Regions from separate parts of the Homo sapiens genome. Here region 2 is linked to region 1. Evidence: chromatin loops called from intact Hi-C (ENCODE). Cell type or tissue: MCF 10A. All regions are shown on one strand. Each heading gives the region's core, and the rest is flanking DNA. Links, peaks and the distances in the headings are about the cores only.

Region 1 (4,394 bases), core at 83-4,082:
AATGACAGTTTCACAACTTATTCAAAAAATAAAGACATTTATTAACATATGTATTGTTGGTGTACACATGGGTGCACCCAGTGATGAGTAACCAGAGGGATGGTCAGAACTTGGGTTTATAAAACATCTTAGGCTAAAGGAAAAGGGGCTTATGGATTCTGGGCTGGGAACACTAGACTAAAGAGGGAAGGTAAGAATAAGCCTTTAATTACTTGAATGCCCAGCAGCAGTGGTAAGGACCCTATACATGAGCATATAAAGTAACTCCTCTCCCTTACCAGGAAGAGGAAGACATCTTTTACAAATGGAAACTTTCCTTGTGAGTGTAAATTTACTTTACAGAAGAAAACCTTGTGCCCTGTTTTTGGAGCTTTGCCTGCGTCGGCTGTTTCTCAATGGCCTTTAGCTCAAAATCATCCATGTGCCAAAGAAACATATTTTGGGGTGGCATATTCTGCTGCCCTTCAGATGGAAGGAAGGATGATCTTGTATCCATAGTCCAACTTCTAGTTGAGCTTTTGCTCTTCCTCCTCCCCGTAGCAATATAGAGAATCAGTGTAAGATTTGGCTTCTTTTTAAAAAAAAATTCAACAACAATTTGCCAAGTCCCTGTTGTATCTCTGGTACACACTCCTCCCCTCAAGGAGTTCATGACTAAAAAGGAAAAGTAAGAATAACCCTTCAATTACTTGAATGCCCAGCCACAGTGGTAAGGACCCTATATAAGGGCATATAAAGTAAACTAGAAGTCCCAAGGAAGGTGTCATGACTGCCAGCTGGGAGCTGACCTTGCAGGATGAGGAGGAACTGAGGATACAGATAGCCCTGCATGGAGATGCCTGCCCATCCCTGTGGGAAACTGCAAATGGTTCCTTTTGGTTTGTGTATAGTTTACTTCGAAGTGGGGGTGGGGTGTGGAGCTGGCAGAAATAAACTGGAAAATGTAGGTCAGGACCTTATTATGAACATCCCTAAATACCAGTCTAAGAAACATGGACTTTTTTCTGTTGAATGTGGAGTAATTGTATACATACTTTGGAACACTGTGCTGCAATTAGCATATGTACCAACATGAATCGACTTCTGAGACCTGTGGTTTAATGAAAAATGTGAGTTGCAAAAAATATGCCCAGTATAATATCATCAGCGAAAAAATACTCTACAAAACAGTTCTATGTGTTTGCGTGTTTTCTGTGGGTCTGAAAGGACCCACACCAGACTGCTAACAGCAGTTACCTTTGGGGCGAAAAGAAAGAACTAGGGTTTGGGAGTGAGGAGTATTGAAGGGGGATGTCAGCATTTTTGGAAATCTTTTAGTTTTATTTTAACAAGGAAATGTTATCTTGCCATTAAACTGTAATTTTAAAATTCAAAAGATAATGGAGTCATTGGCTTAATTCCTGTTCTAAAATTTTCAATTAGAGCTTGCACATTCTGAGAATTGGGAAGATAGTCTCAAACCAAACAAAATCCAGGGATTAAAAAAAAAAGTCCCCACCTCCCCGACTCAGAGCCTGCAGAGAGAAGGAACTCTTTGGACTGCTTTTCTCCCAGGCCTGAATGGCCTTATTTGTTTCGTTCATTGATAATCAGTTTCAGGTGATGAGGGATGCTCTTGACCCACGTTGACCTTGCAGCAGCATTCTGCATTCCTGCCCATGACTGGATTCCACCCTGTGGCGGTGGCTGGCTCCGGGCAGCGGTGGTGAGTATGTTTTTCTCTTTCCTGGCACCAGGATCATTTTCTTGGAGAGTCTCTGTGGACGTTGGCAAATAGTTTTGGCCTTCTTCCAAGAGATTGGGTTTATACCAGTCTAAATGAGGCAGGCATTTAATCAGTCACCCAGGGAACAGGCTTGAGGCCCTCTGGTGTCTTCTTTATAATTAATTTTTAACATTTGTTTTCAGTATAAAATTTGGGCCTTTATCCTCTTTGAAATAAAAACATAGCATGCATATTAGACTGTATTGGCACTAAACTTCACACACCATTCTTTTATTCCCTTCCAACTATTAACTCCTATTAAGCAAGACAGAGGGATAATAAGATCCCCCTGCACTCCCCCGCCTTGCTGGCTTGTGTGATGCTTCATCCTCTGTAATTGCCTTCGGTGGCCAGGCTCTTTCCTATCATTAGTGTGCTTCAGAGGCTCCTTGTCAGGGCCCCGGCCACCTCCCAAGCTGCCATGCACCCCTTTTGCCATGCAGCCCTTTAATGCTACGGCCTTTCCCCAGCCCAACCACTGGGAGGCCCTGGTCCACTAAAGTTCTTGTTAACAAGACACAGGGGGTATTTCTGGATTTTTAACCCTGGAACTTACACTGGAACTGCTGCAGATGATTTCCTGTTTGTTCATTTGATTGACCTGCTCTTACGTCCTGAGAGCCCAGGCCTGGGTCAAAGGAACCCGAAACATCACAGTGGTTCTCGAACCTAGATCTATATAAACAACACTGAGAATGCTGACTAGAAGCGCAGATTCTGAGGCTTCTCCTCAGACCTACTGAGTTGGAATCTTTAGGACAAATGGAAAATTAACTGGCAACTTTTTGTTAAGCTGTGTAATTATTTGCAAGTCACTAAGTAAAGTGATCATTTTTCACTTTCTTTCAGAGAAGTTTCAGCACAAACTTATCTTTAACCTTCAATACCCTGGACTTTTTCTTAGGGCTGCTATGTACCCTTTGTGCAAATTAGAAACAGGAACCCTTCTTTCTGGACAGCAGCAGGCCACACAGAAGGCAAGACTAGGCCTGTGGGGCTCAGGATGCATTTCAGCCCCATTTACCTCCTTGGCCAGGAGTCTTTGTGCAGTTAACAACCTACACGGTTGCACATGGCAACCCTGCTTACTCTGTGCTCTGATGAACAAAATAGCTACCCTTGAGTACCTACATGTGTAAGCACAGGGTCAGCTTTTTCTTACGTAGTTATTATCTGTAACACCAACAGCAACTCTTAAGGATTTATGTTGAGAAAACTGAGGCTCAGAAAATTTGAAAATTTCCCTAAGATAACACAGTCAGAAAGAAGCAGAAGATTAAGACCCATACCAGGCTCTGATGTGGCAAGCAGTTGGCTGGATAGGAAATTATTTACAGTCAGTGCCTTACTTCTTCAACAAGACCATGGATAATTCCTTGTCCTCCTTCCCTCTGAGAAAACCATTAACTCCGGAGCCTACGAGAAGGTCCCTCAGGCCAAGAGTTAGCTGCCTGTCTTTGCTGCTGAGTGAGCAGAAGCCTCAGGCCTCCTGATGATGAATGAGTAAGTGTTTAGGAAGCACCAGGAGACCCGGGTGAAGGGCATGTGACATGGTAAAGCCTTAATGATTGTGTGTTTATTATTAGCAAAAGTTTCACTTTTTCCAGCCAGCCACCATGATTAAAAGTCCAGTTTCTCTTTTCATTTTGTGTAAGAATGTGAGCAAAGGGCTGAAAGTCAGAGAAGGATCATGAAATTGGAGTCAGTAAGGACTCCTTACTAAAGTTGTCCTGTCCTCTGGATTATCAGCTGTTTTCTGGAGTAAGGAGCTGCCCTGAGCAGAGCGCCAAATTGGCTGCCGATGAGGTTCGTGCTAGTTGCCACTTCTTCTCGGCACCTGTACCATCAGCCATGGCTGCGTTAGGAACCCGCTGGAACTCAGTGGCTTCCACAGCACTCAAGTGTTATCCCAGGGCTGCAGGGCAGCTAGGGCTCAGCTGGCCCAGGGTTGGGTGGGTCAGCTGAGTGGGTCTGCTTCTCATGGCTCTCATTCCCCATGGACTGGCAGGGTAGCAAGACAAGCTCTGCTCATAACAGCGGCAGAAGAGCATGAAGGCAAGTGAAAGCACTTGAGGTCCCTTAAGACCTAGGCCCCAGACTGGTACACCATCCATCTGCTGAACTCTATTGGCCAAAGCAAGTTCCGTGGCCAACCTAACGATGGAGCACAGAAGTAGGGTCCTCTCCCCTCTTTAGCAGGAGGAAGTGCAAAGGCACGTGGCAGAAGACAGAGATGAGGGTAAGAATTAGGGCCAGCAGTTCCCCCAGCACAGCCCCTCAACCTCCGAGGCTCGTTTGGTGGAAGCTTCCCCTCCTTGCAGGCAGCTGGAGAGCCTGGGGCCCCGTCCTCTGTACGCTGTCCTTATCAGTATTTTTCACAGGGCACAGAATTCAACCACCAGGTTGCTCACATTTTCAGAGAAAATCTGTCCCACATCAAATGTTTCTCATTCAATTCTCAAAAGCTCTTCTATGCTTTTTCCAAAAATGCCTCCCTCACACTCTGAGATCACAACCTAAGTTTTGCTCCCTTTCTTCATTTCTAATAAAATCTGAACTATGCAGATTGCCTTTCTCATAACCATGGTAGCTCGTTGTTGGCCCTTCCTTGAGTGGCGTTGGTCCTTCT
Region 2 (4,394 bases), core at 176-4,175, 370 kb before region 1:
GCACTTTGGAGTGGCTCAGAATCAAACTTACTTACTTACTAGCTGTATACCCTTGGACTTGGTGCTTAACATTTCTGAACTTCAGTTTTTACATCTATGAAATGGGGATAATTTGGACTGAGAATCCCCTGGATTGTGAGTGACTTAATCACTCAGCAAACATTATTGATTGAGTACCTGTTATACGTAATATCCAGATAAATTCTACAGGGAAGGGAAATATAGTAGGATGAACCTACAAAGGTAAGAAAAGCTAGATGTTGGTACACAACCCTTCCAAAACTTAGCACATTTTCCTCTCACACCTATTCTTACTCTTGTGTTGTCTGTCATTATAGTGGTAACCTAAGAGAGACGCCTGGGAATCCTTATTATAACTTCTTTATCTCCAACCAGTTATCAAATCCAACCTGTTTTCCTTTTAAATATTCTTTGACTACATCTTCTTGTCTCTATCCCTGTTGCCAAAGCCTTGGATTGGGCCCTTACCTCTCATCTGGACTCTGCAGTAGTTCACTTTTCCTCTTCTAATTCATTTCTTTTTCATCAGAAAGTTCTCATTTTAAATAATACCAGCCATGCACCGAGCCCTTGCTAACTGTCAAATGACTACTGAAGCTCTGCATTATGTCAGGTTATTACAGTAAGCTTTTGGTTTGTGACTGCCAGGCCAGGAGTTGAGGCTTACCCTCTCTTTTGTTGGCTACAAGCAAAGTATGTCAACTGCAGCCTCCCCATGCCTTTCCTCACTAGCTGCCTCAGATCTGCTTCCTTGTTCTTTGTTGTGCTGTCTTCTGATGGATGCTTTGGTCGTTCTGTTCATCTACTGTTTGCTGAAACCCAAAGCTTTTTTGTACTTCTATTAACAGTTAACCAGTTCACCCTAAGGAGATTGTACGCAGACCAGCCTCCCACATTTGTGTTAGGGGTATGTTACTACTCATATGAGATTTGAAGCCTTCTTTTTCCCCAAAAAATGGTCGATCTCAGATTTTAATAAGGTGCCCCTTTTCTCAACCCCCATAGAGGTACCTTTTATATTCACTGTGAAACTGTCATTCAAATGAATCTACTCCTGGTCTTTAACTTTTTTTGCACTTCTACCCCAATAAGAGGCTGTCTTGCAGTGGGGAGGAATGCATTTTTTGTGTTTTCTTGTTCTTCCCATTTTATCCTCTTTTTGCTTATTTGGAATCTGACTATCCATGAATAAGATGGACTTTGAGATCTACTTGTAAGTACACAGGCTGAAGTTGAATATCTGTATCCCAGTACTTACCACCATGCTTTGTGCATGTTAGGTCACTTTTGTCACACATAGCTTTACCATCACACAGGTAGTAAATTTCCTGTGCTGCCTTTCTTCTGTGCATGTGACAATTGGTAGTTGAGAAGAGCATGAACTCACCTATTTGTTATTTTGTTTTTGGTGCTCTAGGTCAGGATGGCTAACTGGTTGGCTCCCCACATGGTGCCCTACGTCTATATCACACCTTAAAGAAGCTGAAGAGAAGATGTTAAAATGTAAGGCTTTCTTCTTGTAAGTTAAATGAGCTGTGTACTAAGATAGGTCCAATATATCTCATTGCCCTGAAACTGGAGGTAAGATTCTGTGGTGTGTTCATTGTTGGCAAAATAACTTTTTTCCTTTTCCTTGTCATTAGAAAGTACAGAAATGAATGTCGGGGGCTGGCAGGTAGGAGTTCTAAAACTTTTTGGTCTTGGGCCCCTGTTATACTCTTAAATTAGTAAGGACCCCAAGGAGATTTGTTTATGGGCTTATTATCAATATTTATCATTTCTAATACAATTAGAAATTAAAATTGAATAATCAAAAATGTTAATTTATTAATTTCTTTAAAAATAATAGTAAACCCATTACAGATTAAAATAAATAAAATTTGTACCAAAAAAAGAAAAAAAATACTTTCCAAACATTGTTTACATGTTTACAAATGTCTTTAATGTCTAGCTTGACATAAGGTTGCTGCTTCTGCTTTCAGTCTGATGGGTAATCACATATGTGACTTCTGGAAGACTACTTTATACCTATTAGAGAATGAGAGTGAAAAATAGAAAGTCTTAGTATTATGATGAAAATAGTTTTGACTTCCTGGATCTCCTCGAAGAGTCTCAGGGACACCCCCCCTGACTCTGCTTGAGACTATGCTTTGAGAACAGATTCTAGGTGTTTCAGAGCAAGCAGCCTTGTATAGTGGAAGTACTAGACTGGACCCAGGTAACTTGGTCTAGGCCCAGATCTGCCACTAGGTGGTTACAAGATCTTGGACAAGTCACTTTGCTCAGCTTCTCATTTCTTATAAAATGAAGGGGTAGGATTCTTATAAAATGAATGGGTCCATAGAATTCCTTCTAGTTCTAGCATTCTAGGATTCTATATTTATAGTGGTGTGGAAGCCCCTTTTTTTTCCTTCTTATGAGCACTAAAATTTACCCAAACTTGTACCATCAGGGCATTCCAAGGTATCTGTGGGTGTAGTTCTAAGTAGTGGTACTTATTGTGCAATTTTGTTCTGCTGATTCTACTTAAAGGAGTGGATTAGGTAGTACCATTCATATTCATGTGTTATTTTTGTATGTAGGTGCAGATGTTTGTACATGCCTGTTTTTCATTCTCTTTACCACTAATGAATTTGTTTGTGCATTTGAATGATTCAGGAGTAAGTGACCATAACTGGATATATCCTTAGGAAGGGATAATTAGCCATCTTTCATGAATTTTTTTTTTTTTTTGAGATGGAGCCTTGCTCTGTTACCCAAGCTGGAGTGCAGTGGCACAATCTCAGCTCACTGCAACCTCTGCCTCCTGGGTTCAAGCAATTCTCCTGCCTCAGCCTCCCAAGTAGCTGGGATTACAGGCACCTGCCACCATACCCAGCTAATTTTTGTATTTTTAGTAGAGATGGGGTTTCGCCATGTTGACCAGGCTAGTCTTGAACTCCTGACCTCAGGTGATCCACCTGCCTCGGCCTCCCAAAGTGCTGGGATTACAGGCATGAGCTACCACGCCCAGTTATTACATGGATTTTTAACATGATAATGAACTTCTATTCCATATACTTGGGTAAACTTGCTCTCTACAAAACTAAGAAAGATGTCATTGTGATTTACCAAAATAAAAAAATTCTTATCAGGAGGTAAAAAAGGGGTGCTAGATTCTCAATTCATGCATTTAACAGACATAATGATTCCCTTCCTTTTGGTTCTAGGGATGCAAATAGGAATGTGAATTGGTCTCTGCTTTAGTGTCAGACATGAAAGTAAGCTACGGTGGAGTGAGTTCTCTAATAGTTATACAGATGGTTTTTATGGGAATACACAGACGTATGTGTTCAAAATGCTGAAGTGGTTTGGCTTGGCACTTAAGCCAAAGCAGCCCCTTTTCTAAACTAGTGGTATTTCCCCCAACTTGAGGGCTTGTGCTCCATTAATATTCTGAATGAATGTTAGGTTTCTTCTTTGCTGCCACTATGTGGATACAAAACATGATATTATTTCTTTGGTTAAAAGGCAGAAACTCCTGTTTCTTCAGTGTCTTGTTTACTGTATATGAATATGCATAAATAATTAAGGGGTATATCAAAAATGCAGCTGTTCAGTTGATAGTTAAATATAAATGATTTCAAATTTAATTTCATTTTTAGGCAATTTTTGGGAGTGTTTAAAGTATTTAGTTCCACAACATTAAAGGTAAAAAAGAGTTTTGGTCTATAAAATTGTGACTATTTGCTTTTTCTAGGAGATTACTAGAGTTGGACCCAAGTTACCTGGTGTGTCATGCTGAGGAGTTCCTACAATACTTTGTCAACCTTTTTTTGAAATGACTTAAGGTTTCACTTACATGTTTAACATAGATACCAGTAATCCTTCCCTAAATTCATGACTACTTTTTAAGGAAAAATGATGCCTTTAAGCCTGACTTCAACTCAAAGTTAACCAAAGAATACCACCTTGAAATTGTAGAACACCTGACAGTATTCTACAAATTCTCTGCAAAGCTAGAGACCTTAAAATAATGGGTTCGGTAACCACTAAGTTCCTTTTCACTTCTAGGAGTATAATACCCTCATTTGACAGATGTGGAAAGAAGTTAGAAGGTAATATGACTTGCCAAAGACCTTGATCACAGGTTACTTGAGGTTTGTCTGAGGTAGGTCTTCCCCTTTAGGTGTAAAACATGGTCATTTAGGATTATTTACTTCAATAAAATGTGTACTTTTTAAAAATAGCTGACAATACAAGCTAAAATCATGAGATTGGATACTAGATGATTTGTAATTTTTGGTTGCTCTGAGAATACTTCCCTTCTCAGAAGTAATAAAATGAAACAGAATTTCTCTTTTATGTTTTCATTAGGTGTGCCTTGCACATAC

The links. A loop is a pair of places that touch in the nucleus more often than their neighbours do. Peaks named below come from ENCODE experiments on the same cell type or tissue, not always from the same donor. Only the 100,000 strongest peaks of a DNase experiment are listed, where the experiment ranks them.
Region 2: it touches region 1 in a loop (6-fold over the local background); 1 of 110 quality-filtered maps calls a loop at or near these places.

What each region holds. Positions count from the first base shown.
Region 1 is chr3:44,063,765-44,068,158 of GRCh38, forward strand. The region is part of intron 2 of LOC124909489 (a long non-coding RNA gene); the gene reads left to right. Among named protein-coding and RNA genes, the nearest start is that of MIR138-1, 48 kb to the right of the region's middle. In MCF 10A, for the core only: no CTCF peak of the experiment used is centred there; a DNase peak (open chromatin) is centred at 1,757.
Region 2 is chr3:43,697,838-43,702,231 of GRCh38, forward strand. It overlaps ABHD5 (abhydrolase domain containing 5, lysophosphatidic acid acyltransferase), which reads left to right. Exons shown (of 7, transcript NM_016006.6): 2 at 1,439-1,524; 3 at 4,378-4,394. Among named protein-coding and RNA genes, the nearest start is that of ABHD5, 9.1 kb to the left of the region's middle. In MCF 10A, for the core only: a CTCF peak has its summit at 2,321 (motif pointing right); no DNase peak of the experiment used is centred there.